Linked DNA regions of Mus musculus: all the other regions are linked to region 2. The links are chromatin loops, found by intact Hi-C in ENCODE. Cell type or tissue: left cerebral cortex. All regions are shown on one strand.

Region 1 (8,000 bases), 130 kb after region 2:
CTTGGCTCCTAAGACTCTGTCTGCAAAAACAAAACAAAATTAAGACCCCTGAAGGGTTTCACTCCGAAATAAACTATGATTCTCAACTATCTTGACCTGTCTTTATTAAATAAAGACAGTAGTAAGCCAATCCTTCAAAGACTTCCAAGCTGGCAAGAAACAGTCTCTGCCTTGCCGTATCCTAACAAACAAGATGGAGCTGCCGTGTAATACACTTGAGGATTTGCACGAGGGGGCCAGCAGTCGGCTCCACAGTGTAGTGTTGCGGGCCAGTCTCCTCTCCCAAGGGCTCTGTGAAGAATCCTTCAGTAAAGCAATACCACAGAAGAATATACAGTTTGTCTGTTTAATTTTCCTTCCTGGAAACAGTAGGTGTCTAATATTTTGAGAAAGTAGCAGCTTTTTAAAAGATTTATTTATTTTATGTATGTAAGTACACTGTCGCTATCTTCAGACACACTGGAAGAGGGCATCGAATCCCATTACAGATGGTTGTGAACCACCATGTGGTTGCTGGGAATTAAACTCAGGACCTCTAGAAGTACAGACAGTGCTCTTAACCGCTGAGCCATCTCTCCAGCCTGAAAGTAGCACTTTTTAAAGAAAGATTTTAATTTTGTGTGTATGTGTTGTGTTGTGTAAGTCATATGTATATAGGTGCCTTGGAAGCAGAAGTCAGACGGCCTGGAACTGGAGTTACAGGTGGTTATGAGTTGGTGCTGAGACTTGAACTCTGGTCCTTTGGAAGAGCAATGCCTACTTTTAACCTGTTCTTTACTGCTGAGCCAGCTCTTCAGTGCCAAAGAGCATTTTACTGATACTGATCAAAGAACTTACCCAAACACAAGTCTTGACAGGAAGCCAAGTCCCTCACGGTCAGCTGATCTAAGAAAACACTTCATTCCTGCAGCTAAGGTGGCCATCAAAGGTAGAATTTACAACTGAAGAGCCTGCTCTCATCTGGCATGAGATTTTCAAAATTAAGGAAGAATTTAGGCACTTTCAAAAGATCGTATTTCTTGTAGCACAAGTTGAGTAAAATGAAAACTATACTTAACTTCTCCCAGCATCCAAAACAACCAAATGACTAACTTTAAGGAGCTAGATGTGGTGATATATGCCTGTAACCCCAGCAGTAGGGGAGGCTGTGACTAGAGAATTTAGAGTTTGAGGCCAGCCTGAGCTACAGAGTAAACTAATTAAAACTAGCCTATGCTATCCATAATGACTTGACCACCAATTTCAAACTCTGTTTGTCAAATCATGATGTTCTACAGAAGATCTAAACTTCACCTCATCCTTTTGCTAAGACAGCTCTAGAGGATTTCCCAAATGCATGTTAGTAAAAAGCAGTATGACTTGTTTAAGAAACTGAGCTCACGAGCTGGGCATGGTGGCGCACGCCTTTAATCACAGCACTCGGGAGGCAGAGGCAGGCAGATTTCTGAGTTCGAGGCCAGCCTGGTCTACAGAGTGAGTTCCAGGACAGCCAGGGCTACACAGAGAAACCCTGTCTCAAACCCCGCCCCCCAAAAAACAAACAAGAAACTGAGCTCACCATGAACAGAAATAGTGAAATGCACCAGACATGGTCAGATGTCACAAACAGGTTTTGTCTGTTAAACAAGACGATTTACTGAAGTTAGGGGAATCTTCCAGCTCTAACAAATTAGAAATAATAAACTTATAACTGTTTCTAGAAATTAAGAGCCTAATAAATGAAATCTGGAAGAAATGTTATATTCCAGGTCATTGAAATATCATACACCCATTCTCTTTCAGCAGTAGAACCAGAATAATGAGTTAGTTGCTTATTTTTCTTTAAGAGATATATAGATGTGGTCTCTATGTCTTTAATCCCAGCACGCTGGAGGCAAATGAAGGCAGATTGTTTAAATTCTTGTTTTCAGTTTTATTTTATGTGTATAAGTGTTTTGCCTACATGTGTCTATGCATCTTGTAGATGACTGGCGCCTACAGGTCAGAATTGGATGTTAGAGTAACAGATGGTTACGAGCCACCATGTGAGTCCTGGGTCCCCTGCAATAGCAAAAAAACGAGCTTAAATGTTGGGCCCTCTCCTCTGCACCAAAGACTGAGATTTAACACCACCTCAACTCACATACTCATCTACAGCACGGAACTCCTGAGCAGGACCCAACCCAGGTGACTATACCTCCTTTTCCAGTCTATTTAACTTTTCCTCAAAACACTCCCTCTGACCATTGTAAAGAAAGTGTTTTTTTTTTTTTTTTCCCATCAAGGCAGTGAACCCAAAAAGGACTCGTTACTCCCTGATCCTTCTTCCCCTTCTCCTACCTGCTGAAGAGCCAATCACATCAGACTGTGAGGTCAAACTCTGATCAATGAGATGAGACACAGTCACTACCTCAGTTAGGGATGAAACACAAAGGCTATCTCTGTTCCTAGTCTCTACTCACATACACACACCTTTCCCCCACTCATTTAGAGACTTGTTTACTTTTGTTTTCTGTGTATGAGTCTTTTTACCTGTATATACATATGTGCACCACATGGGCACCTGGTGCCTACAGAGGACAGAGGGAGCATTGGATCTGCTGGGGCTGGAGTTACCTTATATGGAGCTGCCATATAGATGATGGGAACCAAATCTGAATCCTCTGGGAGAGGAGCCAGGGCTCTAAACCACTGGTCTATCTCTCCAACCCCTCTGGCAAATCCTTTTTACAAAAAGAGCTTGCCTTGCCAAGTTACTTTCACTTTGCTGGTGAGTTTCTTTGTATGGCACTGAGCTAGTTCTCATCCCACACATCACCATGGTGTGAGAATTAGCTCACCCTGTTTCAGTGGCTTCTCCCTCCTCCGACAGAGCCTTAGGCTCAGTCCCTTGATGATCTTGAACAATTTGATGGTTTCAAGCACATGAGTCAGTCTCCATCCACCTTCTTCATTTCTTTGAGCTCCAGACTGAAAGATACAAATGCCTTCTCCATCTCTTTTTTATTTCTACTAGAAAATTGCTGAAAGTAAAGTTTCTACCTTCCACCCAGAGTCTGTCCCTTCTCCAATCATGGTCCTCTTCCACACTGTTGCTCTAACCAAAACATCTTGTCATCCTTGATTCTCAACATTCTGATCTCATTCTTCAGCAGTTACTGAGACTGCTTCTTAGAAACATACAGAGCCTTGGCTAATACAAACACATTTCTTCCAAGAAAATAAAAGCAGAGATTGGTTCTCCATTTCTACTGATAAAAACAATTTTAAAATGTTTTCAGTACTGAAAATTGAACCCTGGACTTGAATATGGTAGATAATAAACACTCTACCACTAGGGTACACCTTCAGTCCAATTTTCATAAATTTTCTGTTCCAAGCATTTGAAGCCAGTAGCCCCTTTAGCAGAAACAACAATTAATGTTAAAGATTTTTCCCAAATATATGTTAAGACTAGAGATAATTCTGGGCCACACAGCAATGCCAAAAAATAAAGGCCTGGGATATGAAGCTGCAGGAGAGAGCTTCCTACTCTGACTGTAATCCCCAGCACCTGTGTAAAAATGTAAAGATGGCTACCACCCACCAACCCCTCCCATGATGATCATGTACACAACTCTACCATCTGCAGACAGAGACTATTTCCTTATCTTTCTTGCATCCAGTTTGGCCTGATAAATTTCCTTAATGAGACAAAGATAACAACGTGCCAATCTCAGGGGAGGGATGTGGAGGGGAGGACCTTTTTTGGCTACTAACTGACACCACCAAGATTTTACAAGGATAAGCACCAAGGGTCCAGTTATGAGGGAGATTCCTCTAGGACTCTTTATTCCAGTTTTAGTAAATCACCCAAAACGAAGTCATGTGGGACAGAACCAACCACCTAACAGACTCATAGAAACAGAAAGAGTTGTGGCGCTCGCCTTTAATCCCAGCACTTGGGAGGCAGAGGCAGGCGGATTTCTGAGTTTGAGGCCAGCCTGGTCTACAGAGTGAGTTCCAGGACAGCCAGGACAACACAGAGAAACCCTGTCTCAAAAAAAAAAAACAAAAAAAAAAAAAAAAACAAAAAAAAAGAAAAGAAAAGAAAAGAAAAGAAAAGAAAAGAAAAGAAAAGAACCTGCAGTGAGCCTGGGTCATACAGCAAGATCTACGATTCAAGGAAAAGGAAAATCTACACTTGGTCGTTTCCTCTTACAGCTCTACTACGGTTTTCTTAGTAAGTTCAAACTATTTCCTAATCAAGTTAAATGGTCTCAGGATAATTCTTTAAAACATGTACAACTGGTACGGGTCGTGTGTCGTCCGTCCCCGTCCCCCCCCCCTTCAGACAATAAAATTCACATCCCATGTTAATATTTGATACTATTTATTCACTAATGCTAAGCACTTACCAGACAGAACATCAGGTCATGATAAATTAAACCTTCCATTTTAACAGAGCACTACAAAGTATGCCTACCACCAGCCTTCGAGCAAAACCCTGGCAGTACAAGCCAATTAATTTGTAAACATCGGACATACAGGGCAGAAATCCTAACTAAGAATGCAATCCTTTGGTCACTGCTACCACAGTGCCACCTCCTGTCTTGTGACTCTGGAAGCTTGAATCAGAGGCAACAGTTGATAGAGGAAACAGAGCTAAGAATAGCACAGCCAAACCATCTTTCTGCTTCTCCTTCCTCGCAGTCCAAACCAACTGTCAGAGTGAGCAAACAGATAATTCATACCTGTCAAGAATTAGTTACTGCTAGGGAAGCTGCTAAGGACAACTGCAGGGGAGTTTCTCACCAAAATGGAGGTGGTTCAACAGCCTCGCTTTAATTCAAGATCCCGGGCCTATGACAACACACACAGCGGCGGGGCTCACAAAGGGCTTCAAAGCATGGCAAAGATAATTTTCCACTCACTGACTGCCTGAAAGTTGTACACAGGAAAAAGGTGGGGGAAAGCTACGTAACTACCCTGCTACAGAAATTTTCAAGTGAAGCTCCACAGAGGGAAAGCACTGGATCTCTGTACTTCCAAAAGATATTTTTAATCTGAAGCCTATCCAAGAACCCATTTGCTTCCAGGAAAGTGCCCAAACCTCGGAACGAATGATGCCCCTTAGAGTTTGTCACAAAAGGCGTCTGGTCCTGAACAAGAGTCTCAGCAGCCACAAAGGTAAAAAACCAGGGCCAAGAGCTGAGGACAGGCTCCCTATTCCTATTGGCTCTGAGGATGGGCTCCCTATTCCTATTGGCTCAGAGGACGGGCTCCCTATTCCCATTGGCTCAGAGGACAGGCTCCCTATTCCCATTGGCTCAGAGGACAGGCTCCCTACTCCCATTGGCTCCGGATGCATGTGATATTTCAGTAACATCTTTCTCAGGGCAACTGTGAAAAAAACATAGAAGAAGCTACTTAGCAACATCCATTTGCTTCCTAAAAGATCCTTTTAAGGCCAAAATAAGAAATCTCACAAATTCTAACTATATTGAACAAGTAGGAAATTGGGGGAAAAAAAAATCAAAAAATCCCTCCAGCCACAAGCACTTAGTCACACAGTGCCAAGTTTATGTTGTGCACTGAAAAGATAACTCTGCTTGAAATTCCTCCCCAGCCAAGTTCCCTAACGTTAAGCCACGATTCAAAAGTGAGACTATCTGTCCCAGACCACTAAGGAATAGCTTGTGTTTAAATGTTCAATGCTGAAAACAGTGTTTGCTATCCTGACTCTGAAGCTGGCCCCACAGCCAGCAGTTACAACGTCCTGGGCTAATGGGCACAGGGCATCCTTCTATTCTACACTTAACAGCCACTGAGGCAGCACACTAGGTTTTTAAATAGCCACTTACAGTGAGATGAAATTAACGTCCCAGCAACTTCTACTCAACTGACACTGCAAGCACAAGATTCCAGTATCAAAGTAGGTTGTTCTCTTTATCTTCTTGTTAAGAATATGAAGTACTTGAGTGTTAGAACCACAAACTAAGGATCTTTCTTGGTTCATATTAACTATAACATCTTATGATTTTTTTTCTCCTTTACTCAAATATTTATAACCAAGGTTAATAGCTAAATAAATCACAACTCTGATTAAATATGAGTAGGCTGTGAAAAACTGAAAATAGGAAAAAAGGGATCATGAATCTGAAAGTCATGGAAATTTAGCTAAAACCACCATGTCTCAGTTGTGCAGTGTCAGCAACTTTACATTTCTTCTCTTGTGCCCAACAGCCCACAGCATAACGAAAACAGGGCAGCGGTACCTTGTACATAAGCAAACAGCAGAGTCCAGAAGCCCTACAGACACCACAGGCCCTCCCAAACAATCCTTCCTAGGACTGCTACAATCCTTCCTAGGCAAAACTTCTTCCTCACTCACCTCAAATCCGAGAGTTAAAAAAAAAAAAAAAAAAAAAATCAGGCCTGCCTCTGGAAGCTATCAAGCCTTCCCATGCTGTATCTTTTCTTGATTTTGGAACTGAGGGTGTAACACCATCTCAAAGTCCAAAGCATGCTTCTTTTCTGCAAACAGGGATCCTCGGGCCCTGTGCACTCCGCTGTAATCTACAACAGAGGGGCGTCTGAATGCAGAAAAGCCACATTCCTTCCACATTCCCTTGAGACTTCAGTAATGGGGAACTAAGCTTGGTTTGAACCAAACTCAACAATACCCCCTTCCTGCACGGGTCCCGCCCAGCTCAGCTTGCAGCCAGCCTGCAAGCATCCAATCACCTCTGTGCCTGCTCCCCTGTCCATCCCTCTCAGTGCGGCCAGAAACATTCCCCAGCACTCGGCTCCTCCCGACATGCCTTGCAAACAGGTATAAAGGTCACTGCCCTGCAAGTAGGCGTGCCTGCCTCAGATGCCCACATAGTGGTGGAAAATGACTGCAAAGCATAACAAACTCCATCCCAAAGTTCAGCAGGCTACCCTGACGACCAATCGATCTGACTGTGCTGTGCAATCAAGTCACTATCAAAGCAATCCACATGATCAATCACTAACAAAATAATCCACACCTTGCCATAGGTGGGTGAGTGCGCACATAGGGGCCAGGTCACTTCCTGGCTCTTCCAGAGCCTGTGAAATGATGGAAGGGTCCAGATAAGAAGAACTGCACAGCTTCAAGGGTCAGTGAAAACTAAACTATAATGGAGATGAACACTAAAGTTTCCAGAGAGACACAGAAGTCTTTATGCAAAACACTTCAGTAAAGGATTTCTAGCACTCAACTGCTCCCAAGTCAGAAAAACAGAAAGGTACTCCGTCAGCTCACTTCACTCTACCTGTAAGGCCTACGTCACTGGCTAGTAAGACCACATTTAAAACCCTACGCATTCTGGTAGTGGGGTGGGGGGCCAGGGCAGGAAAAGCTTCTGTTGTTATTAATAAACTGAAGAAGCAAGCGTCCAGTAAACATTTGCCCCCACTTGTTACTATCTCCTAGTCTTCCAAAAGAGGAACCCTGCAATTCAAACAGTAACAAGTAACTGTTTCCAGCATAAGCAAAGCTTTAGGAGGAAGACTAGCAGTTGTTACCCAAGTTCCTAAATTAATTCTCCACACATGGGAAGACATTAACTTCAAAAATAAAAAACAGAGGATACAGCAAACTGAGGTCAACCCATTAGCTGGAGCTGAAAAACTCACTTAATGTTTTTAAATTTAAAAAGACATTTAATGTTTTAAATTCACAACAGTCCCTTTGTTAATTATAATCATTTGCCCTGCCCAAGGATTCTGGAGTGGAAGGCCTCTGGCATGCTAGGCAATCATTCTACTAATAGGGTACAACACCAGCTCTTCGTTTTGTTGTATTGCTTACTTTTAATTCTACAGTGGATTTAAAAACCAAGAGCTAAGGGTGTGCCTCAAGTGGTAGAGTGCTCGCCTGCATAAACCAACCCCTTGAAAGATTGGGGGGGAGAGGGGAGTGACGGGAAGGGGGCCGGAGGGACAAGCACTAAGACACACTGGATAAACATGAAACCAACTAGCATGTGTGCAATAAGGTTCGTTTTTCCAAA
Region 2 (8,000 bases):
TGCCTCCCAAGTGTGGGACTAGAGCCATGCACCATCACTCCTGGTGAATATTTTGAATTTGATAAAATATCTCCCAACATTAATGCTTGGTGTTCCTTTTTTTCCTTTAAAGGATTAATAGTATCAAATACCTGGGGGATCCTTACTATGTGTTTGGTGGTGTCCCACTATGTATCTGGGGCTGCTCAGGAAGCTTTTTTTCTCAGATACTTGGCTCTTGCTTCAGCTTGTCCCCTAAGTATATGACCCTGGTCACTCCAGTGTTCTTACTGAGGTGATCTCTACACTGCTGCCCACTGGTGGAAACTTCATGCAAGGGTTGTAGGTGATGGACTGACCCAAGAACAGTCCTCTATCAGGCCTTTACTGTCTTTGTCCCACTTGAATCCAGAATAGTAGATGTTCTTTGTGGGATTTCATGTATATAATGTATCTTGATTGTATCTACTCCCACATCTCCCCCTTCACTTTCCTGAACACCCCTCCCTCTGTAATATCCAAGATAAATTCAAGACTACCCTGTACCTTCCCCCTTCAAAAGAACTTTCCAAACTGTACTAGCAGGCCAAGTACAGAGCCAGATAAAAAAGTTGGCTGACTAAACAAATATAGAATCATAGTTTTAACGGTCAAAAACAAGAGTAGCAATTCCCCTGCCCCGACTCACACTAAAAACACAAGGACAGACAAAATAAAGAGTCACCCTACACAAACCAACCAATGTCTAAAAAAGGTTATTGGCTACACCAATTAAAATAAGTCAAACAGCTCAGGGGTCATGATGGGCAGCAAGATGGCTTCTGCCACCAGGGTCATGCAGGTAGTGAATCCACATGCTCCATTAATAAAGTTTCCTAACAGAAGAGACAAACCTAAACTCAGTGCCTCAGAAGCTTTGGGGTCTGCTGCACTCCCCTCCCATTCCTCTGTCATTTCGCAGCATTCTAAAGGAAGTACGTCCCCCGATTTACTAATGCACCAGGGGCCACCAGACACTGCAAAAATTACAAAATCATTACCTCAGAAATACAGAAGGAAACCTATATTTCAAAAGGAAATGGAGTTTATCCAGCGTGGGGGTCCAGAGTGATCGTCGTGGCTGCTGCTTATCACCAGACAGAAGGATTCGCTTTGCAATAAAGGACTTCCACAATGTCAAATGAAAAGTTATATATTAAACAACCTTAATAAATATTCTGTAAGCAGAATGAAGTATAGAAACTCCAGGTGGTCACTTGTATCTCCTGCATTATGTATCTTGGTCAACTGCCCCACTAGCTGACCTGTACACTTATTAAAGTCTACATTTTTAAATGCAAAAAAAAAAAAAAAAAAAAGCCAAACTACCCTGGTGCCCTATATCTGGCCCTTACAAAAGTATAAAAAGTGTGTTCTTTCTTTGTTCTGGATCTCTCCTCCAGCCTGTGTGCTGAGAGGGGGTTCCCCAACATGTTGGATAAGTAAATCCCACATGTGTTTTGCAACGATGGTGGTCTCTGTGCTCTTTGTGGGTGAGGGTCTTTTAGCAAGCTATAACACCTCCTTCATGTCCTTTCTCTGTATAGCCCACTGAGTTTAATTAGTGCTATCTTTATGCGCATAGGTGTTCATGGTTTTTTGTTTTGACCGGAGTTACAGTGCTAGGCATGGATTCCCTCCTGTGAGGCAGGGCTCAGATCTAATCAGAAGGTGGTTGGCTGGCTAACCCCATAACTCATGCACTATTGACTCAGTGGGCGCATCTGGCCTGGCATTGGAATTATCACTCAGGGTAAGTCCACTGATGGCTTTTCTCCCCCAGTGACCTGCATGCCACCTCCTGACTCCATGAAAGCTGGGCAGCAGGTAAGAAGGTTTTAGATTAGTTTCAGCTTGAAAACAAGGAGTGTTGTCTTCACCAATATGTATGGTCTTACCATCTAGTTGTGGGAGACAACCAAAATAGCCTCACTTGTTTTTAGGTGGGCCCATAGCTGCCCTGACCAATAATGTAGGGATGATAGTATCCCAAACCCAGCACTGAGATTTTCATTTAATGACCCATATCTTTCATTTGAAAGCAATCAACCATACCTGATGCCGCCATTCAAACTTTTTTCTTCTTTTTTGTATGATTCATTTTTGTTTTGTGTTTTTAATTTTATGTGTTCAGGTGTTTTGCCTACTTATATGTCTGTACAATATGTTTGTGCACTTCATCTGAAGAGGGCATTTAATACCATTGAAATTAAATTCAGTCTGTACTTTTGACTGCTCAGCCATCTTTCTAGTTCTTGAATTTAGGGTTTTTTGTTTGTTTGCTTTTTTGTTTTTTGGACAGTGGGAAATGGCTAAAAATACTTAATTCCTATCTGACAGGGTTAATTTCTGCATATTTGGGGGAGAGGAAAAACAGAAAGGAGAGAGCTAGAGAGGGTTTGAAGGGGCTGGAGAAAGTGGGAGGGAAGGAGAAAAGGAAAGGAGAAAGAAGAAGAGGAAAGAGAGAGAGAGAGGTAGGAACCCTTTAATTCCTTTTAAGATGTATTTATTTATGTATGCCTACAAGACAGAAGAGGGCATCAGATCCTATTATAGGTGGTTGTGAGCCACCATGTGGTTGCTGGGAATCAATTCTCAGGACCTCTGAAAGAGCAGATAGTGCTCTTAACCATAGAGCCATCTTCTCCAGCCCCATAAAGATTATCTGGGCTCACTTTTTTTTTTCCTTTTCCTTCCTTTCCTTTCTTTTTTTTAAAAAAGAGAGACAAGGTTTGTCTGTGTATCCCTGGGTGTCCTGGAACTCACTTTGTAGAATAGGCTGGCCTTGAATTCAGAGATCTGCCTCGGCCTACCAAGTGCGGAAAGTAAAAGCGTAAGCCACCACCATCCACACGGTCCTCCTCATTCCTTAAACTACTCCCCAGGCAATCCGTCTAAATCACCGTTTCCGGTTACAGACCCGCCCACTTCGTGACGTAGAATCCCGGAGCCGCCCGGAAGCTCCACCACCTCCCCCCAGAGAAGTCGCGGCGAGAGCTATGGGTCCGGGCTGGTCGCCCGCGCGGCGTTTATGGCCGCTGCTGTGGCGCAGGGCGGTCTTCCAGAGAGCCGGCCCCGCAATGGCTTCGGTTCCCTGGCTTCCGCGGCTGGCAGAGCGATGGCTTCCCGCGAGGCCCGCGACCTGCCTGACCCCGAGCCTAACGCGCGGCCTGCACCATGGGCCTCAGCCCGAGGAGCGGACCGCTGGCGACGCTCGCCTGCAGCCCGGACCCGCAGGTACGCGGGCAGGACACCTGGTGGCCCGGCCTGACCCAGGCGGCCCTGGGCTTTCCTGTGCGCTTCGGGGGCAAGAGAAATAGCCATTCGCGCAGACGCAGAGCTGGAAGGGATTTGGGAGGTGGTCGGCACCAACTTTGCTTTGCGTACCCGAGAGTCCTAGAGGGAGGCTAAGGTAGCGTGTTGTCGTCAAAATTCCAGTCATAGAGCGGGCAACATCCGGCTCTTGGCTTCACAGCCCAGGATCCACCCCGTCTCACGATCTGCCCAGGGTCGTAGCAGGTGGACTGGTTGGTCTTAGTAGCACTAGTCCTAGCAGCCTCGTTTCTTCATATCTGTTGAAGGCTGTGGACCAGGTATTGTCTTGAGAACCCGCCTACCATACAGTATAGTTAAGTAACCTTTTTAATCTGCGATTCGATTTAACGTGTGCCCTAGGATATTGTCCTCTCCCTCAAATCATGCCGCTGGTTGTTGTGTAGCATCTCTGCATTTGTGGAGTGTTGTTCCTTTCAGTACTAGTAAATAGAAAGACATTTGCTTCTGCTTCCGTTTGGTAATCGCAGTATCCAGTGTCCGTAATCTGAACCTTCTACCTAGGAAAGCTGAGCAGTGCTTTAGGGAACTGTTGTCCGGGTTCAGTTTTAAGCTGGTTTTTGGTTGGTTGGTTTAGTTTGTCTTGAATGGAGATGGTATTAGGGGTTGGACCCAGGGCCACGTACATGCCACCACTGAAGCACACCTTCAGTCTTTTAGTTTAAAAATAAAAAATCTTTAGACCTTGTCTTTCTGAGTTGCTCAGCCTAACATTGAACCTGGGATCCTCCTGCCTAGTGTTCACCAAAGCATTTTAGATATAAATACACTTGTAGGGGGAGCAGTTCCACTGTCTCCAGGAGACTTCGTGTCAGTCTGCTTCTGTAGACAAATGTAGGTCTGTATTCTCCTCAGCCATCTGACACAAGCGTTTCTGCATTTTCAGATCACATTGGTGCCAAGTTTGACATCGATATGCTGGTTTCACTTCTGAGGCAAGAAAATGCAAGAGACATTTGTGTGATCCAGGTTCCTCCAGAAATGAGATACACAGACTACTTTGTGATTGGGAGTGGGACTTCCACCCGACACTTACACGCTATGGTCCACTACCTTGTGAAGATGGTAGGATGCTCTCCTTTGTTGTGAACCTTTACCTAGAGAGTGACACACAGAGGCTGCAGAGGAAGCCCACTTTCTAGAATTCCCAAGAGTGATTTTTATGGTTTCTCAGAGTAAAATATTTGGGAGCAAATACTTAGCTCTGTCGAGCCCAGATAATTTCTAATTCGTGTCTTTTGTGACAAGGAAAATTAATAACATGAAACAAGCCAGAAGACACTAGGAGTCTGTTCTAGAGTAGCACCTATGTGATAGCCTCTAGCTAGTGAAAGGCTTTAAAAATTATTTAAAAGATTTGGAGGTTTATTTTTATTTTTTATTTCATGTGTATGTCTAGTGTCCACAAAAGTCAGAGGAAAGCATGTCGTCTTCCTAGAAATGGAGTTCAAGGGCGCTGTGAGCTGCCGTGTAGTTGTTGGGAATTGAGCCCATGCTATTAACCTCTGAGTCAACTCTCAAGCCCTTAAAATCATTTTGAATTAGGTGGGTGTGGTGGGACATCTTTAATCCCAGCTTCTTGGGTGGTATAGGCAGGCAGATTTCTGAGTTTGAGGTCATCCTGGTCTACAGAGTGAGTCCAGGCCAGCCAGGGCTACACAGAAAAACCCTGTCTCCAAAAACAAACAAACAAACAAACAATTTTAAATGATATGAATGTGTATGTTTCTGTGTGAGTATATGCACATGAGTCACCAAATATGGCTGCCAAACTTGGGTCCTCTACTAGAGCAGCAAGTCTCTTACCTGCTCAGCTTTCTCTCCATTCGAATGTGAGCAGACTCTGAAACCCAGTTCTTCAGCTACACTCGCCACTTCCAGACACCTGATTTCCACATGTGGCTGACTTCTACCATACTCAACAGCCATATAAGTTTCCATAATTTCCAAAAAGTTCTGGACAGTGTTTTTTGTCCTAGTTTGCTTCCTGTTGCTGTGGTAACAACCACGATGGAAGCAGTTTAGGAATGGTGTTTTGTTTTTTTAGCTTATAGGTTATAGGCTTTCATTAAGAGAAGCCATGTCAGGAATCCACGGCAGAAACTTAAAGCAGAAACCAACAGAAGGACTCTGCTTTCTAGCTTCGTTAGTCTACCTTGTTCAGCTAATGTAGCCCAGGCCCATCTGCCTAGGTGTTCCCCAAACACTGAAGTATTGGGAAGGTAAAAGTGAAGTATATGTCGTCCTTCCCCTGTGAGTTCACGGCTCTCAGAAGAAGGAAGAGGGGTCATTTTCTAATTGGATTGAATGTGGTTCAGAGCAGGAAAAAATAGTGTGTGCCCAGCAGCATCCAGCAGATGGTGGCACCATTTCTACAGGGGAATAGGCACTCTGTTAGTAGTTGGTCAAAGAAAAGGCAGGTAAGAACAGCTGGGGATGCCTAGACAAGGCCTTGAAAATACAAATGGGTCGAAAACAAACCTAGTGCAATATGATAGAGTGGAGGAAATGGCCTCTCTCTCTCTCTCTCTCTCTCTTTCTTTCTTTCTTTCTTTCTTTCTTTTTACTGAGACAGAGTTTTTCTTTTTAGCCATGGCTGTCCTGGAACTTGCTTCTTATTACCAGACCAGGCTGGTCTTGAACTCAGAGGTCCTCCTACTTTGGCCTCTCGAGTACTGAGATTAAAGATATATGCCACCACCATCAGTCAAGTGGAGGAGCATTCTTAGGAAGTATTTGGAGACAGGAAGATTAAGAAAGATGGACAGAGTTGTAAGGCAGAATCTCTCAGATGTAACTGGGGGGGGGGGGGGGGAGAAAATTTACCAAGGTTTAAGGCTTTTGAGTATTTAAAAAAAATAGGGTTTTCAGAGAAGTTGCACAAGAGTAAAGAAGTACAAATTATTTTTACAAAATGTTTATATGAGAAGGGCAAGAAAGAATTTGACTTTTAGTATCTTCCGAATAGAATCATATAGCGTTCAGCTTTTGTGACTAGTGTATATCACTCAAATTGTGTTGCCAAGGTTCACCTGTGTTTGGTTTTCCTTGTTCAGTGGTGAGGATTGAGCCCAGGGTCTATGAGTGCTGGTGCTCTGCCATAGAGCTCCCCCAGCCCAGTAGCACCCTGCTGTATGTATATACCTTCTTATTTATCCATTTCCCCGTTGATAGACACTTGGGTTGTGCCCAGTTCTCGGCTGTTGTGATTGCTACTTTAAATATGGCCGTAGAACTGTCTATTGCTTTTAACTTTGGATATGCACCTAGAGGTGGAATATTTGGTTCATACAGTCATTCTGTTTTTAACCTCTTTTAAATTAAAATTTATTATAAAGAACTTATGAATAATAAACATCACACTGTGAAATTAACCAAACTCAAAGTCTTTTATTTCCAAGTAGTCTCATCCGTTGATATTTGGGGCTAGTTCCTGTAAGTTTTAGTGCTTCATGTTTTAAATTAAAGGCTGGATCCATGAGGTTTTTTTTTTTTTTTTTAATAAGGTGAAAGATATTAATCCAATCTAGTTTTTCTATGATAGATGTCCAGTTTTCAGCACCATTTGCTGAATCTGCCATTTACCTGTTTTTCTCTTCTTTAAAATTAAGTAGGCACAGCATAGTTTTAGTTCTGGGTTTTCTACTATCCCACTGGTCTGCACATCTATTCAGTTATTATGTTTTAGATTTTTAAATTTTATGTATACGAGTGTTCTGCTTGCTTGTATATATATATGTGCACCACTTGTGTGTCTGGTCCCTTTGGAGGTCAGAAGGTGGTGGTTGATGTCCTAGCACTGGAGTTAGTGATGGTTGTGAGCCACCATGTGGGTGCAGGGAACTGAGCCAGGCCCTTTGAAAGGAATACATGCTCTTAACCACAGGGCCAGCTGTCCAGCCCCTACTTGTCGATTTGTATACCCATGCCAGGCTGTCTTAGGCTGTCTTCACCATTCCCTCCTCAGTGTAACTCAGGGTCAGCAGCACTCTTGCTCCTTAGGATTGCTTTGGCTGTTCATAGTATTTTCTTGTTCCACTATTTTTTTTTTCTAACCCTGTGAAGTATAGCACTGGAATTTCAATAGGTATTGCATTAAAGCAGTAAATTAATTCTGGTAGTAAAGTCATTTTCATGCTATCTGCCAATCCAGGAGCAGGGAAAGTCTGTCCTTTTGAGTGTCTTGAAGTTTCTGTTGTAGGGATCCTTCTCTTTGGCTTCATATAACCTTCTTTTAGAGTTTTACTACTAGGAACAGACCCCATGGCCAAGGCAACTCTTTTTTTTTTTGGGGGGGGGTGGGGGGAGTTCAAGACAGTGTTTCTCTGTATAGCCCTGGCTGTCCTGGAACTCACTCTGTAGACCAGGCTGGCCACGAACTCAGAAATCCGCCTGCCTCTGCCTCTCAAGTGCTGGGAATAAAGGTGTGTACCACCACCACCTGGCCAAGGCAACTCTTATAAGGACATCTAATTGGGTCTGGCTTACAGGTTCAGAGCTTCAGTCCATTATCAAGCCAGGAACATGGCAGCATCCAGGCAGGCGTGGTGCAGGAGGAGCTGAGAGTTGTAAATCTTCATCTGAAGTCTGCTAACAGAATACTCACTTCCATGCAGCTAGGATGAGAGCCTTATATTATAGCCCACACC
Region 3 (8,000 bases), 190 kb after region 2:
TTCCCTCTTTCCCAGTTTCAAAAGAACACTGGGTGTGGTGGCCTCTGGCTATAAATTCCAGTACCGAGGAGAAGCTGAAAGGAAAGGTTCCTGAGTTAAGGAAAGCACGTGATTGAGCTTCAGTAAAACCCTGTCTCAAAACATCTCGGCATCTTCCTAAATTGATATATGTGCGGACCAAGTTAAGTTGTTTATGGACCTGTTACGATTTTTATTGTTTTGTTTTGAGGGGCAAGACCTTACTTACACCCTGGCTGACCTGGAATTCAGAGATCTGTCTGCCTCTGGCTTCCAAGTGCCTGGAATTAATGATGTGCCACAGCACACCCAGAACTGGATTTTTTTTTTTTTGTAATGGCACAATCATTCTCCTGTATTTCTTGAAAAGGGTTTCTGCCATAAATAATTCAAGTTGCATTCTACTGCTCCTGTGCCAGTCTTTTTAATCATAGGTTTCCAAAATGAAGAGCTCATAGATGGCCCTTAGTGAGCGCTGGATTCAAGTCTGAATCCTTAAGCCTAGAATTCGAAACCCTTTGTTATCTTGGCTGCACATATATCTGTCACTATTTCGGCACTAATACACTTAATGACAGTATTTTTGTTTTTAAACCCAGGTTTAAATTGGCAGTCACCTGAAATTAAGACAAATTCTTGGTATCTCACAACCACCTGCAACCCTAGTCCCAGGAGATATGATTTCCTCTTCTGGCTTCCTTAGGCATTGTACATGTGTGGTATACAGACATATATGCAGGCAAAACATCCAGACACAAAGTAAAATATACAACCTAATATGGCTTGAATAAATACTTTTAGCAAACTCTATTCATGGGTCAATACAGTTAAGTACAATGTGCTCTTCACAAAGAAAAATCTGAACACATACAGGACTGTGTATATACAATGGACAGTAAACTGGGGCTTATGTGGTCTTCCATGTCTTGGTTTGTTCTTGTACTCTCTTACCTTATTTCCTTTTATAATTTTTCTAACTTTTATTTTATGTGCACTGATGTTTTGTCTGCATGTATGTCCGTGAGTGATGATCCTGGAATTACAGACAGCTGTGAGCTGCCATGTGGGTGCTGGAAATCCAACCCAAGTTCTCTGGAAGAACAGTCAGTGTTCTTAACCACTAAGCTATCTTTCCAGCTCCTCTTTTTTTTTTTTCTCCCTGTGTAGCCCTGGCTGTCCTGGAACTTGCTCAGCAGACCAGGCTAGCCTCAAACTCCAACTGCCTCTGACCCCCAAGTGCATAGGTGTGGACCAGCAGCACCTCCTGGGTAGTTCTTCATTTCTAAAATGTTGACAGCACCCTAGCCCTTGCTATATTATTACAAGCAATAAATAAAAATGCACCCAAGAAGGCTGAATTCTAAAATATTGTAAGCATAGATATATTTATATATTTTATCTTCAGTGTTTGGTCCATTCTAGGAACCCTCCACCTAATCTTGAACACTTTTACTGAGAAAGGATTAACATGCTCCCTGTTACACCTAAAGATAAAGTCCAATCATTCACTTTATGTATCAGATGCAATCTTCCCAATAAATTCCAACAGAAGGGAAATAATAATAAAAACCCTATATTAATAATCTTTTAAAAATACCCAATAGGCCCAGCATTTGACTACTGACCTGTCAATGCCTCCCCTAGTTTAGGGTAATGAGAAGAGTTTGAAGTCTAACTACCATGTAAATAACTTCAACACATCATTCAAACATCTCTCTTAGGAAGCTGCCCTCAGACACCTCTACAGGCAATGATAAAGGGGCATAGCAATTATGGTCAACAGGGGGGAAAAAGCATACAACCTCCCACCAAAACAAAAAAAACAAAGCACTGTATTTAAATACTTAGCTGCTTTAAGAAGAGGAGTGGTACAGCACTTGCCTGGTATGCAAAAGGCCTGGGTTCCACTCCCACAAAGCTCAAAAACAACAAAAATCAATATGAACCCCCCCACAAGCCTCTAGCCTTCTAATTCTTTATGTAATTACAAGTCTGTTCAATCATAATTTAAGAATACAAAACAAAAACTGTTACATCTTAAAGAGCTGTAACTGACCCTGAAAGCGCTGATGTAAACTGAACCACAGGTACTGCTGTACTACTAATGGCAGAAGAGAGGGAGCTAGAAAGTCCCTATCTGTTAACTAGGTTGTTAATACCTAAATAAACTGAAAAGTGGATAGGAATCTTCAATAATTTGTGGGAAGGTGGTAATTATCCACTACTCCTTCCACTAGAGGACAAATGGGAGAACCAGAGCAGCAATCAGAGCCATCAGAGCAACACTGGTACAAGTCCCACAGACTAAACCAGGAACAATAACAACAAAACAACACACCCAAACCCCAACCGTCTTTTCCTAATTACTTAGTTTCACAAGTAATACAACTACGTGAAATATTTACTTCATAGTCTTTAAAAGTTGTTAGTACAATAAAACAATCCTAAAAATAGTAAGCAGGTTCAACTCAATCGTTGTGTGCAAATTTCATTCAAATAATCCAATCAAAGTTAAATGTAGTTATGACCTTGTCCTAGTGCATTAAATAAAAAAATAAACAAACAAAATGCACCCTCTTTTCTCAAGATCAAAACCCTAACTGACCGTATATGACTTGACTGACAGAGTACAGGTGTCTAAATCCCGAGCTTCCAAAAGGGACAAATTCTTTCCTTCAGCAAAGCCCTCCAGCGGCTTTTTTCCACCCGCCCCTCCTCCACTAGAATACCAACACAACTGCCAGCCCTCGAGTACCATGGGACTTTTGTTTCCCTTTTTTTTCCTTCCATGGTTTTACCAGGACTCACTTCCATTAATTTCCAATACTAGGGTAACTTCGGAATAAAACTCAAAAACCGGTAACGTTCTAATAATATACTCAAGCTTTGTGAATATACGGTTTATACTCACAAGACCTCAGATAACCAAAGTCTTGAGTCCCTTTTCCGGGGAATGGGTGAGAAAAACGGGGGAGGGTCTGTAAATTTCAGGTATAATCTTTTGAGTTAACAATGATTAGCTTTTTTCTTTTCTTTTTTGAAAACTGAGGCAAGAAATTTGTTCAGTTACGTAAGGTTTAAAGTAAGATGTCTTGGCAGTTTAGCCATAAAGATCTGTAAAGGAGTTTTCAGAGGAATGGTCACAGGAAGGAAAGCTTTGGAAGTTGAGACATAAAGAACCCAACATCTAGCTGTTAGGAAAACAGGCGTCACTGCATTTCCACATTCATTTAGAAGCGAAAGGAAAGAGGACATTAAGGGGAAAGGCTCTTGCGTAGTTTTCCCTTCCCCGCTCGCTCTCGTCTTAAGGACTCTTAAGGGTCGCTGCGGTCGTTGACTAACCACTTCACTGGGCTCGTCCCACCTTCAACCTCAAGGCTTTCGCCTTTACAGACGCGACGCCGCCGGTTCCGACGGAGACGCGGCCGCTCACTGCAACAGAGAGCCAAGGAGACAACAGGCCCCAGCTAGTCCCGCGCCAGCGATTCCCCGCCCGGACAGCAGCCCCGCGCACTTCTGACCCCGAGACCCCGCTGCGATGGCCGGAGGAGGGGTGGTGGTGGCCCGAGATGCCACCGCAGGAAGCACCTACCACTATCCGGCCGGAGGGAGCGCCCCGCCGCCTCCTGCCCCACCGCGCCGGGGACCCGCACCTCGGAGCAGAGATGGGAAGCTGAGAGGAAAGGGAGCGACAGGAGAGGATAGGACCAGGCCAGGTACCAGTCAGCCGCCAGAAAGGAGCGCTGCGGGCTAGTGGGGCATCTGGGCACGCAGGGGGACCCCGAAGCCATCTTGGGACGTGACGCGCTCGCGGTGGCCCTCAAGGCTGCTCCTGAGGGCCCCGCCACCTCGCCCGACCGACCGCGCTCGTCCCCGAGCCCCGGAGCATCGGGCCGCCGCCGAAGACGGCTCCCGCGGCTTTGTACTCACTCTGCCCTCGAAGTTGTTCTCCTCTACATCACTCATGTCGGCCAGGCGCTCCCGAGAACTAAATAAGAGATATGTCTCGGCTCGAGGGCCGACGGCCTAGTCACCGCGCTGTTCGGACTGTGGGGAGGAAGAAGGCGACGGCTACAACGGCCAGTGCGTTCCACTCCCACCAGCTCGCACGTTCAGGCAAAATGGCGCCCGTGCCGCCAGAAACCTCCTGGTGTCCCCGGCGCCTGACGTCAAGGGGCGGACCTGTGATGACGTCGTCGCGAACCCCGCCTCCGCCCCGGGAGGCTTTGTGTCCGCCTGGCCTAGCGCGGGAGATTGGCGGGTTTCAAGAGCTTGCTGTTTGGCGTTGGGTCGGTTTGTCCTCCGGGTGCTGGAATTAAAGGCGTGTGTCATCGCCTGGCTTTGCCTGTGGGGTTTTGTTCTTGAGTTTTTTTGGTTTTGTTCTCTTTAGGTATGGAACTCAGGTCTTTCTTGCATAGCAAAACAAACCAACCAAAAACAAGCAAACAAAAACCCAACAAACAAACCGACTTTTCCAGCTGAGTTTTCCTTATCCCCAGTATCTGCCCCCCCCCCTTTTTTTTTTTTTGGTTTGGTTTTTTTACAGAGACAGGGTTTCTCTGTATAGCCTTGGCTGTCCTGGAACTCACTTTGTAGGCCAGGCTGGCCTCGAACTCAGAAATCTGCCTGCCTCTGCCTTCCGAGTGCTGGGATTAAAGGCGTGAGCCACCACGCCCGGCTAGTATCTGCCCTTTTAAACGTTGAAATAACAATATATACACAGATGGGGTTATACTGAAAAGCCATGAGTTTCTCACTCTTCTCTGCTTCCAAACCTCAAGACAGGGTTTCTGTGTAACCCTGGCTGTCCTGGAACTCCCTCTGTAGACCAGGCTGGCCTGGAACTCACAGAAATCTGCCTGCCTCTGCCTCCCAAGTTCTGGGAATAAAGGCATGAGCTCCCACCACAGCGGGGGGCATTTTAATTGAAGTTCCCTCCTCTCAGGTGACCTTATCTGTGCCAAGTTGATAGAAAATTATCCAGCACACCTAGCATGTACTAGGCTCTGGGTTTAGTCCTCAACACTGTAGAACATGTAAATAAATAAAAATAAATTGGGGGAATATATTGTTTGGCAACATTAGTATCCATACTTCTTGCTCTAGAAAAATAAGGAACACCAGCACAAATAATGAATTCACAAAGACCTGAAATAGCTGGGTGTGGTGATCTGTGCCTGTGATCCCACCACTTAGGCGTCTAGAAGGAAGGACTGTTGGAAGTTCCAGCCAACCTGAGATATAAAAAGAGAGCCTATCAGAAATGTCAGAGAGCTAGTTATCAAACTCTTTAAAAAAAAAAAGATTTATTATATGTAAGTACACTGTAGCTGTCTTCAGACACACCAGAAGAGGGTGTTAGATCTCATTATGGATGGCTGTGAACCACCATGTGGTTGCTGGGATTTGAACTCAGGACCTTCAGAAGAGCAGTCAGTGCTCTTAACCGCTGAGCTATCCCTCCAGCCCCCATTATTAAACTCTTAATGGTTTGGACTCAGCCACAACAGGAAGATTTATGTTGTGAATATCAGCAAATCATTTTTCTTCCTCTTTCTTTCAGAGAGCTCATTATTAAATACTTACCCTTCTATTCATGTAATATCATGTAAGTTAATATGTAGTGTTATTTTGTAAGTGCATTTAGAACAGCACATTCCTGATTTACTATATTGTTGTTTCTTCAATTTTTTATTGGATATTTTCTTTATTTACATTTCAAATGTTTTCCCCTTTCCAGGTCTCCCATTCTGAAACCCCCACCACCACCACCCCATCCCCTGCCTCTGTGAGGGTGTTCCCCCATCCACCCACCCACCCACTCCTGTCTTCCTGCCCTGGCATTCCCCTACACTGGGGCATCAAACCCCTTCTCTCCTCCCACTGATGTCCAACAAGGCCATCCTCTGCCACATATATGGCCAGCGCCATGGGGCCCTCCATGTGTATTCTTTGGTTGGTGGTCCAGCTCCCTGGGAGCTCAGTGGGTGGGGGTGGGGGAGAGGTCTGGCCTGTTGTCACTGTTGCTCCCTCCTTGGGGCTGCAAAGCCCTTGTGTGTTTCTTTCTTTCCTTTTTTTTTTTTTTTTTTTTGGGTTTTTTTTTTTGTTTGTTTGTTTGTTTTTTTGTTTTTTTGTTTTTTTTTTGGTTTTTCAAAACAGGGTTTCTCTGTATAGCCCTGGCTGTCCTGGAGCTCACTTTGTAGACCAGGCTGGCCTCAAACTCAGAAATCCGCTTGCCTCTGCCGCCCGAGTGCTGGGATTAAAGGTGTGCGCCACCATGCCAGGCTCCCTTGTGTGTTTCTAATTTAACTCCCCAACAGCACTGTGGGTTTTATTCGTGTTTTGAGATGGAGTCTCCCTGTGTAGCTCAGGATAGAGTTGAATGCATGACCATTCCTGCATCAGCCTATCGTGTGCTTGGGTTACAGGCATGCAACATCACATCCCCTCTAGCTCACGATATTGTGATAAGATGCATTGAAGTTGATATGTGCAACTCTCATTTTCTTCAATAATAATGTTGCCCTGCTTCACCTGCAAGATCCATAAAGATAGATATTCCTTTAAGAAAAAAGCGTTAGGGCTGGGACTGTAGCTCAGTGGTAGACTATGTGCTTCCCATATGCAATGCCTTGTATCTTTTGTTTTTATTTTTTTGTTTTTCTATCTGGCCTGTACTTTCAAGGGAGATGGAAGAGAATTGCTACAAGTTCAAGTCCAGCTTTGGACTTTATGATAAATCCTAAGCTGCACAGTGAGTATCTGCCTCAAGACAACAACAAATGAAAAATGTTAGTTAATGTAGAAAATAATAGATTTCAGAGCTGAAGAGATAGTGATTAAAGCACTGGGTGCTCTTCCAAAGGCCCTGGATTCAATCCCCAAGCACCCACATGGTAGCTCATACCCATCTATAGCTCCAGTTTCAGGGGACTTGATAACCTTCATCTAGTCTCTATGGAGACCAGGCATGTTTGTGGTGCTTAGACATACATGCAGGAAAAACACTCATTCAAGCAAAATACAATAAAAATAATTTTAAAAAGAAAATAAATTTCTATGACATTTCATACATATATTAGTAGACCTTGTTCATATTTCTCTCTTGCTATCCTTCCCCATTATCTCTTCCTTTAGGGATCCTTCTCACAACTAGTTCCTTGCAGACACACACACACACACACACACACACACACACACACCAGTTTCTGTTCCACATATATATGGGGGAGGGGTGAATCTGTGGCCACTGAGACCAACAGTGTATTGATCCACTGGAGGCCACAAGGAAATCTGGTTCAACAGAACTAAGTAGCTGGGATTGGCTCAAAACTCCCCGAGTCTGACTTCAGGCGATTTATTTTAGGCATATTTAAACACAGCACAATTTTAGAAAAATGCTTCCTGATAATTACCGCAGTCCCGCGTGTATCACAAAGTCTAAGGCATGTCTACAATGAAAATCTTTGTAAAGCGTATGACCTCTTCCATAAAGATGAGTTCCATAGATTGACTACTGCTGTATAAATTATATTTAATCTCAATCCAGGGTTTCTACCTCATCTTAGATCGTTTAGTTCCCAGATAAAAGTGCACAACAGTTATAATTTTCATAAGCTTTAATCAGAACAAGAGCTGGGCAGATATCTGTCCTCTGCGCTATTATGTCTATTTCCCAGACAATAATCCCATTACATAATTTGTCATGTTTCTTCAGGGCTGCTCTTAACTCCAATTAGCCAATCCACATGGCCATTATTTTAAGATCCTTATCCTGCGGTAGCTTCTCTGCTATTTTCCTTCTCTTTCCACCTCATGGTTCTCCTTTGACCCCAAGCACTGGAACATTAAACTCCACCCATCTCTCTTCTGTCCAGCTATAGGCTGTAGGCACCTTTATTCACCAATCAGGAATAACTTGGGGGGCAAGGTCACTTAGCATTACTTGGATCTGAGTTCGGTCTCTAGGAGCAACCAGTATT

Evidence for each region. A loop is a pair of places that touch in the nucleus more often than their neighbours do. Peaks named below come from ENCODE experiments on the same cell type or tissue, not always from the same donor. Only the 100,000 strongest peaks of a DNase experiment are listed, where the experiment ranks them.
Region 1: a loop joins it to region 2, with 2.6 times the contacts of the local background. A loop is called at or near these places in 13 of 42 quality-filtered maps.
Region 3: it touches region 2 in a loop (2.3-fold over the local background); 7 of 42 quality-filtered maps call a loop at or near these places.

Annotation. Positions count from the first base shown.
Region 1 is chr6:49,203,919-49,211,918 of GRCm38, forward strand. The region is part of intron 2 of Igf2bp3 (insulin-like growth factor 2 mRNA binding protein 3); the gene reads right to left. D030074P21Rik (a long non-coding RNA gene) reads right to left here. Exons shown (of 2, transcript XR_869057.2): 1 at 5,072-8,000; 2 at 1,892-2,949. Among named protein-coding and RNA genes, the nearest start is that of D030074P21Rik, 5.3 kb to the right of the region's middle. In left cerebral cortex, a CTCF peak has its summit at 4,566 (motif pointing left); DNase peaks (open chromatin) are centred at 4,613 and 5,238.
Region 2 is chr6:49,070,849-49,078,848 of GRCm38, forward strand. Malsu1 (mitochondrial assembly of ribosomal large subunit 1) reads left to right here and starts at 2,947. Exons shown (of 4, transcript NM_029353.1): 1 at 2,947-3,255; 2 at 4,238-4,416. The coding sequence starts at 3,018. It also overlaps the pseudogene Gm19253. In left cerebral cortex, a CTCF peak has its summit at 3,269; DNase peaks (open chromatin) are centred at 2,952 and 3,441; H3K4me3 peaks cover 1,936 bases; H3K27ac peaks cover 1,691 bases.
Region 3 is chr6:49,259,890-49,267,889 of GRCm38, forward strand. Tra2a (transformer 2 alpha) reads right to left here and starts at 4,163. Exons shown (of 8, transcript NM_198102.2): 1 at 3,949-4,163. The coding sequence starts at 3,984. In left cerebral cortex, no CTCF peak of the experiment used is centred here; DNase peaks (open chromatin) are centred at 3,355, 3,387 and 4,181; H3K4me3 peaks cover 2,434 bases; H3K27ac peaks cover 1,441 bases.